Linked DNA regions of Homo sapiens: region 2 is linked to region 1. A link is a contact called in ENCODE Hi-C or POLR2A ChIA-PET data. All regions are on one chromosome and are shown on one strand. Each heading gives the region's core, a stretch centred on a gene start or an enhancer-like site at or near the end of the contact. The rest is flanking DNA. Distances are from core to core; before and after follow the strand shown. Region 1 overlaps GPRIN3 (GPRIN family member 3). Region 2 overlaps CCSER1 (coiled-coil serine rich protein 1).

The links. Hi-C counts contacts between places; a loop is a spot of excess contacts on that map. ChIA-PET counts read pairs that join two places held with the same protein, here RNA polymerase II (POLR2A). Pooled maps may share reads with other maps.
Region 2: a loop to region 1 is called in a pooled map, with 4 times the contacts of the local background. The contact joins two enhancer-like sites. A Hi-C loop is called at or near these places in 1 of 37 single-sample maps with no recorded cell type and 2 of 50 pooled maps. POLR2A ChIA-PET finds 5 or more read pairs at or near these places in 1 of 52 experiments (activated T-cell).

What each region holds. Positions count from the first base shown.
Region 1 is chr4:89,292,823-89,296,138 of GRCh38, forward strand. All of the region lies in intron 1 of GPRIN3 (GPRIN family member 3), which reads right to left. Among named protein-coding and RNA genes, the nearest start is that of GPRIN3, 13 kb to the right of the region's middle. Within about 2 kb of position 1,854, at least 5 of the 41 ENCODE cell types and tissues checked have a DNase peak (open chromatin) inside an H3K27ac peak, as active enhancers do.
Region 2 is chr4:90,840,041-90,843,356 of GRCh38, forward strand. The region is part of intron 8 of CCSER1 (coiled-coil serine rich protein 1); the gene reads left to right. Among named protein-coding and RNA genes, the nearest start is that of CCSER1, 710 kb to the left of the region's middle. Within about 2 kb of position 1,816, at least 2 of the 41 ENCODE cell types and tissues checked have a DNase peak (open chromatin) inside an H3K27ac peak, as active enhancers do.

The sequences.
Region 1 (3,316 bases), core at 604-3,103:
CATTATATTATATAAACCTTCTGTAGCACCTACAGAAATCTAAAAATAGAGATTAGAATCTATTGTGGCAGAAAATAAGTTTGTCACTACATCAACCAGCCACATGGGAGTTAATCTCATTAACTTTTATATTGTAGGATGATGCATACCTTGGAGAGATGAGTTCAGTGGTAAATGACATGAATCTTGGAATTTCTTTACATTAATATCTACTTCTTCTGAAACTTCAGTTTTTGAATGGAATTAAACCAACAAGTTCTAGTTGTGTATAGAAGAAAATTTGCATAAGTCTATAGAAGTCTATATAAGAAAACTTCTTAAACATAGTTCATGAGCAGCATGGATTAGTTATCCTTCAGCTGGAAGGTTTCTTGGAGAACTTAAAAGCAAGGGACTTCCTGCAGAAATGACTGCAAACATTTCTCCTTTTATGGGCTAGCATCCTCTATGGTGGTTTTGTACCACTGTCTTAGATCTGATGGAAACTCATTCCCAGAATTCCCTTTCCTAAATCGTTCTTCATTCCAGTTGGCTACAAAGGAAATTTGTGTGACCTTTGGAAGGTAAAAGTGAAACAGCAGCATTCTGCTCTGAAGGTCAGTGTAGTCAACAAGTGCAGCTCACTGACCTCCCAGATCACCTTGTCCATGGCAGGCAGCAGCCAGGCTGCCGGACATTTGGCTCCCCACAGATCTCCTCTTTTGGTTTCTGGGCCAGGTGCACGAATGGCTTTGCAGTGAAGAGTGCCAGTCCCTTTCGGGCTGTTCAAGTCAGGGTCATTGAGGCTGGAGAAGTATGAGTCAAATACAAGTTCCAGTTTATCTTTATGGGTTTCATTTTCTCCTGCAGGTTCTCCCTTGCTCAGCTCTACTTCAAATCTAGGTTTTCTTCCCAGTTGCCAGCTCTGCTAACCTATGATGACTTTAGCTCCATACCAGATGTGACGTGAAAGCGACTGCAAAGCTCCCACAATTGTTCAAGGTCTAAAACTGAAAATAAATCCATTATTCCATATTACCATAGTGGTTCTGCTTTTCTAAGTGATAGGGATTCCATTAAATCTTTTCTATTCAGAATATGTACTTGGTTACAAATATTCTTTAGTGCATGCCTTTCTTTTTTAAAATTTATGATATTGTCAAAAGAAATAGTACTAATGTACTGAGCCTAAGTATGTTATTTTATTCTCCCTTGTTTTGGGGATAGGGACTTGGAATATGCTCTTTTACACAATTCCTCTCAAAACTGGTAAGCCGAGGAATTGGGAGTCTGCTCCATAACCAGAGAATACAGAAAAACTAACAATTAATTTGAACTTCGGCATAATAATGAGTTAAAGACTACTTGAGTGAATTAGCTGCTTCTTCGAAATTTGTTTTAATGTGACACTTGGAAAGTTATGTCACTCATGATGAAATCTAAACATTAAAATTTTGAAAACAGGCTGGGCATGGTGGCTCACATTTGTAATCTCAGCACTTTGGGAGGCAAAGGTGGGAGAATCAGCTGAGCCCAGGAGTTTAAGACCAGCCTGGGTGACAAAATGAGACCCAACTCCTCTAAGAAAGAAAATTGAAACCAATTTCAGTTAATCAATTTTTATCATACTGTATGTGCATTGAGAATAAATAAATACTGCCATGAAGCACTTCGACCTTTTTACTTAAATTCCTAATGTTTTACATAATTTCTGAAGATTTTATGGTCTTTAAAGGCAGGGATGCATCTTCTCATTTTTACATCCTCCCATACTGGCACACAGATAAGTCCTTATTAAACATCAATTGAACTAAGTAAAGAACACATTTCAGCTTCCTGTTTTTTACAAAAAAGAAAAGAGCAGCAGGGTATGAGCAAACAACCACAACCAACTACATCCTCTGATGCTTTTCTCACTGTTATATAGAAACTCCAGCAGGAAACCACTGCTATATCCTTTTCACCACTATAGCAAAATCTTATGAATTACTGGCAAGCATAAAACAGCTCCATTGACATCACATAAACGTTTGTGACAATTTATACTCACCACACTCAAGTGCTTTAAAACATCTTAACAAAGTTTCTCAAGGACAAATTCCCAAGGAAAAATAATCATATACTTTAACCATGTGTTTGGAGTTTAATTATATGAAAAAGCAATAAGCACTATTGAAACTTGGTGCACCTCTCAATGTAGCTGATGTTTACAAAAAGCTCAAAAAACTGACAAGTGTTAAAATTCCTCATATGACTCAGACTTATAAAGATTTCTAACAGACCAAAGATGTATTAACGACTACTCCAAAACACGAAAGTACTAATTTTTTCCCTTTGTATTCAAAACGACCCAAGAATTAGACATTTCTAGCTAGGAAATGTAGACCCCCCTTTTTTCCATTCTCACACATTATGCACTTATATTTACAGCAACACACATTTTAAATTTGTAACGTGAGCCTTGATAATGCATTTTATCAATGAAGGGGTCTTCCATTGAATATCTCTTATTTGTCCAAGATCTACAAAGACAAGATGATGGCAGAAGTCCAGGCCTTTCATTCAAGGGCTTTAACTTCAATGTGAAACACAGACAAATATATTCATTTTACACAGAAGTCAGAGGTCTAGAACTCTGTAGCTTTCTTGCATGCCCACATTACCTAGTCCATAAGCTCTCCATAGGGCGTAGGGCTAAATGACTACATGCGTAAATGAATGAAGGCATACATGCTTGGTGATGATGAAGAGGGGGAGATAACAAGGGCCCGTTTGGGTTCCAACAAAGGCAGAATGGGCCTAAAATTCAGAAAATAAGCCTGTGAATGAAGAAGAAAACAAGCAAGATTTAAAAAAAAACAAGTGGTGGGGCATCAGAGCTAGAATTGCTCTTAGGGATTTCTGGACCAGCCCTCTCATTTCTAGAGAGGACCTGAGGTGCTGTGGGCAATGACATGCCTTCATGTTCCACTTTCAGGGACTGTGACATTTGTGTACCCATTTCATGATTTTAGCCTCATGTGCTTCCTATCTAAACCATTTTTTTTAACTCAATATTTTTCATTAAATTGACTTTAACTGGTGCACTGGTTGAAAACATTAGCCTTGCCCTAAAAAATAACATCTGTGAAATTACAGGTTTGATGTACTTGTTATATTATTTTTTGTAGCATATATTTTTAAAAATATACTTTGAAATGTGTTCTGAACATATTTCTACATTTAAATAAATTTATAAGTATTAAAATCCAAAGCAAATCTGTATACTACGTAAGATCCTCTCACAGGTCACTGCTGGAAATCTGCAGTCTGAAAAGCAGTGCTCTCTACTGTGTTA
Region 2 (3,316 bases), core at 566-3,065, 1.5 Mb after region 1:
ATATAATCCATATAACATAGCATTTATTTTATAGCATTCTTTTGATATCTGCTGCTTTAGTAACTTGCAATTTATTGTTTTATTACATCTGCTATTAAAATGAACATCAACTATTTATTTTCATAAATAAGAGAATCCTTTATTTTAGTAGAGAGAAAAATTTTAAATAGTTCTACCAATATCTAATATTAAATGTGTGTGGGTGGAGAAGAATGAGGAGAAAGGTTGTATCTTAATTCAGAATTAGAAAGGCGACAAAATAACCATTTTCTATTACAAAAGACGTTAACTCTATGACATTAATTTCACCATGGGAAATCTGTAATCTTCATTTTAGAGAAATTAATTGGTAGCAGTACTATTTATGAAGTGCTGTGTGCTCAAATCCTTGAAGAACTTTCCTACATTATGATTAGCCTAAGATGTCTAGCCTGGAGTGTTTCACATTTTTCTAGCTTTGTGATTACATCCTCCCACTAGGTATCTAATGAACTGAAGTAGACCGCCCTGCATTTCAGCAAATTCAGGAGTAAGGTTTTATGAGTATTAAAAAATAATTGAAAATGTCAATATTCAAAATGTTTCATAGTTCATATATTTTATGTCCTCACTACAGTGCCTATGCATATAGCTTAAAGCATATCAACAGAGGGAAAACACTATATTGCAGCAAGAAGCACCCTCATCCATGAAAGCTGTAAAGCTCCTTACTCTTTTTTTTTTTAATAGTTATAACCTTGTATGCAAGTCACTGTGAATTTTGCTGGCAATTGTGGCATTTCTCATCAGAGAGTAAATTCTTCTTCAGGCTGGTAAAATGACATCTGAATAAGAAGGCAGAAAAAAATTTTCAACCTCTTAAAACAACTTCTAAAAATTGCAAGTAGACAGTATCATGTATTGCATAATAGTTACATAAAGCAGATTACCTAAGATTCCCTACAGCTCTAAAACACCATGCCCTGACATGTCCTGATTGAGATTTTTGAGATTTTTACCTGTATTCTAGAGATACTGAGTCAGCAGCTAGAGTAAGTTGTCACTAAATGATGCTTTTCCTGCACTTTGGCAGATAAGATCAGTATCTGAAAACCTCAGCCAATGTAGAAGCTTGAGAATGGCATGTCTTCTGAAAAACAAAGTTTATTAAAATATTAGTTTGTGACTTAGATAACTCATTCTTAAGAAAGCAGGAATGTGGCAGCAAGGGTAGAAACAAACATAGAAGACAATGCTTAATAAAGAAGAAAATATTTGGCCAGGCACAGTGGCTCACGCCTGTCATCCCAGCACTTTGGGAGGCCGAGGCGGGTAGATCACGAGGTGAGGAGATCGAGACCCTCCTGGCTAACACAATGAAACCCCGTCTCTACTAAAAATACAAAAAATTAGCCGGGCGTGGTGGCAGATGCCTGTAGTCCCAGCTACTCGGGAGGCTGAGGCAGGAGAATGGCTTGAACCCTGGAGGCAGAGCTTGCAGTGAGCCGAGATCGCTCCACTGTATTCCAGCCTGGGCGACAGACCGAGACTCTGTCTCAAAAAAAAAAAAAAAAAAAAAGAAGAAGAAGAAAATATTTTGCATGTTTTCCCTGACATAGTCTGGGTCAGGAAACATTTTCTATTAGAACTGTTTATTAGGGCAGTTTTCTTCTTTACCTGTGCTTCTCTCTATTCTGTAGACTTTCAAAAGCTAGGTTGAATCTTTTCACATTATAAATCAAGGTGAAGCTGTATTATTCCTCTTCTGAGTGTTGTCTTGGTACTCTGGAAGTGTGTCTGACTCTCATTCATTATTTCTAACAATAAGCCAAACTCCAAAGTAAAAAACTGTGGTTTCTCTTCTCAGTTAATTCTTATAAGTTGCCCAATGAATGAGAATTTGGGCATGACTCACAAATAGGAACTTATTGTGTTTAATCTACATTCTGCTGTCTGTCTTTTCATATTTCCCTTTTCCTGCATATTGACGTATTTACTGATTTCTCTGTTTTTTTTTTCCCATTAAAAAACACAGCTTGGCATTAGTTTATGCTCAGTAAATGTTAATTACTCCACCTCATTAGCCTTGACTGGACTAATTTGTTAGTCAACATAGCTTATTCTCACTAGTTTCTTATTCAAAACATCTTTAAACAAAGCAAAATTATTTTGAAAGCAAAAACATATATTTTCTTCTGTCTTTTAAAATGACAATTGTTTATTACATTAATAATCTCATTAAAATTCTTGTTATTTTTTCTTTGTCAAGAACAAGTTAGACAGAAAGTGGTTTTTGTATGCTCAAATTTTAATTTCTTGATTGGGTGAGTTCTATGGCTATCTGTTGCTGTTGAAATTTGATAGAACTTCTCAGGGAGAGAGTAAATAGGAAAGTAGTGGGAATGTAGATGCAAAAATGGGTACAGAAATGATTAGTCCAGGGATGAAGCAACATCTGGATTATACAGGAAACTGGTCTAATTTAGTCAGCACTGGAGTCAGAAAGGGAAGGAGGAGGAAATTTGGGAATGTTCAATAGGGCATGGGTTTGGATGTGCAGAAAAGAGACTGTAGTAATTGACCTGACATGTCTGATCATTGAAGAGAACCATCAGAAAATGAAGCAGGAAATAGTAAGAAATGGGCTTAATGTTAGGAAAAATAGCTCCTTCAGGAAAGAGATGTATAAGAAGGATGCAGTTCACTGGTAAGGTATAGGCAGGGATTCTCAGGGAACTAATGCAAAGGGAGTGGGTCATTCAAAGAACCCTCATGGTTAGAGTAACCGTATTCTGGTTTGTCCAAGACAATGCCAGTTCACAAAGTCATTCTTGCATTATTAATGGTTCCCTTTCTCCCAAAAATTTACAGTTTTTATCATGTTTGTAGTCAATACTCAAAAAACATGTGTGAGGAGGCTTTTGCTTGTTAGAACTATGAAATTGCTTTTAGGTTGGCAGAGCACATGAAAGCCATTTCTAGACTTAGTTTGAAGGGGATGACATCTCTTGAAAAGAGTCAGCACAGGTTAATAAATAACCCTTAAGAGCTGCACTGGATGGTTTAAGGCCCAACTTTTCACCACGGATTATTTGCATGACCTTGGGTAAGTTACAAGTTACATAACCTCTCATTTCTTCAGTTTTCTCATCTGCAGTGCAAAGGTAATAATAGTATCTACTTCATGTAATGTGGTAAGGCTTAAATGAGTCAGTGAAAAAAAAAAGTGTGTGTAACATTGTGGCTATTTACTGCTAAACTGGTTCCATTCTGCATCCAGTAAATGTAATTCCTACGGATTTTCAGGTGGCTCTTTGATCTGCTGCATTAAAATGTG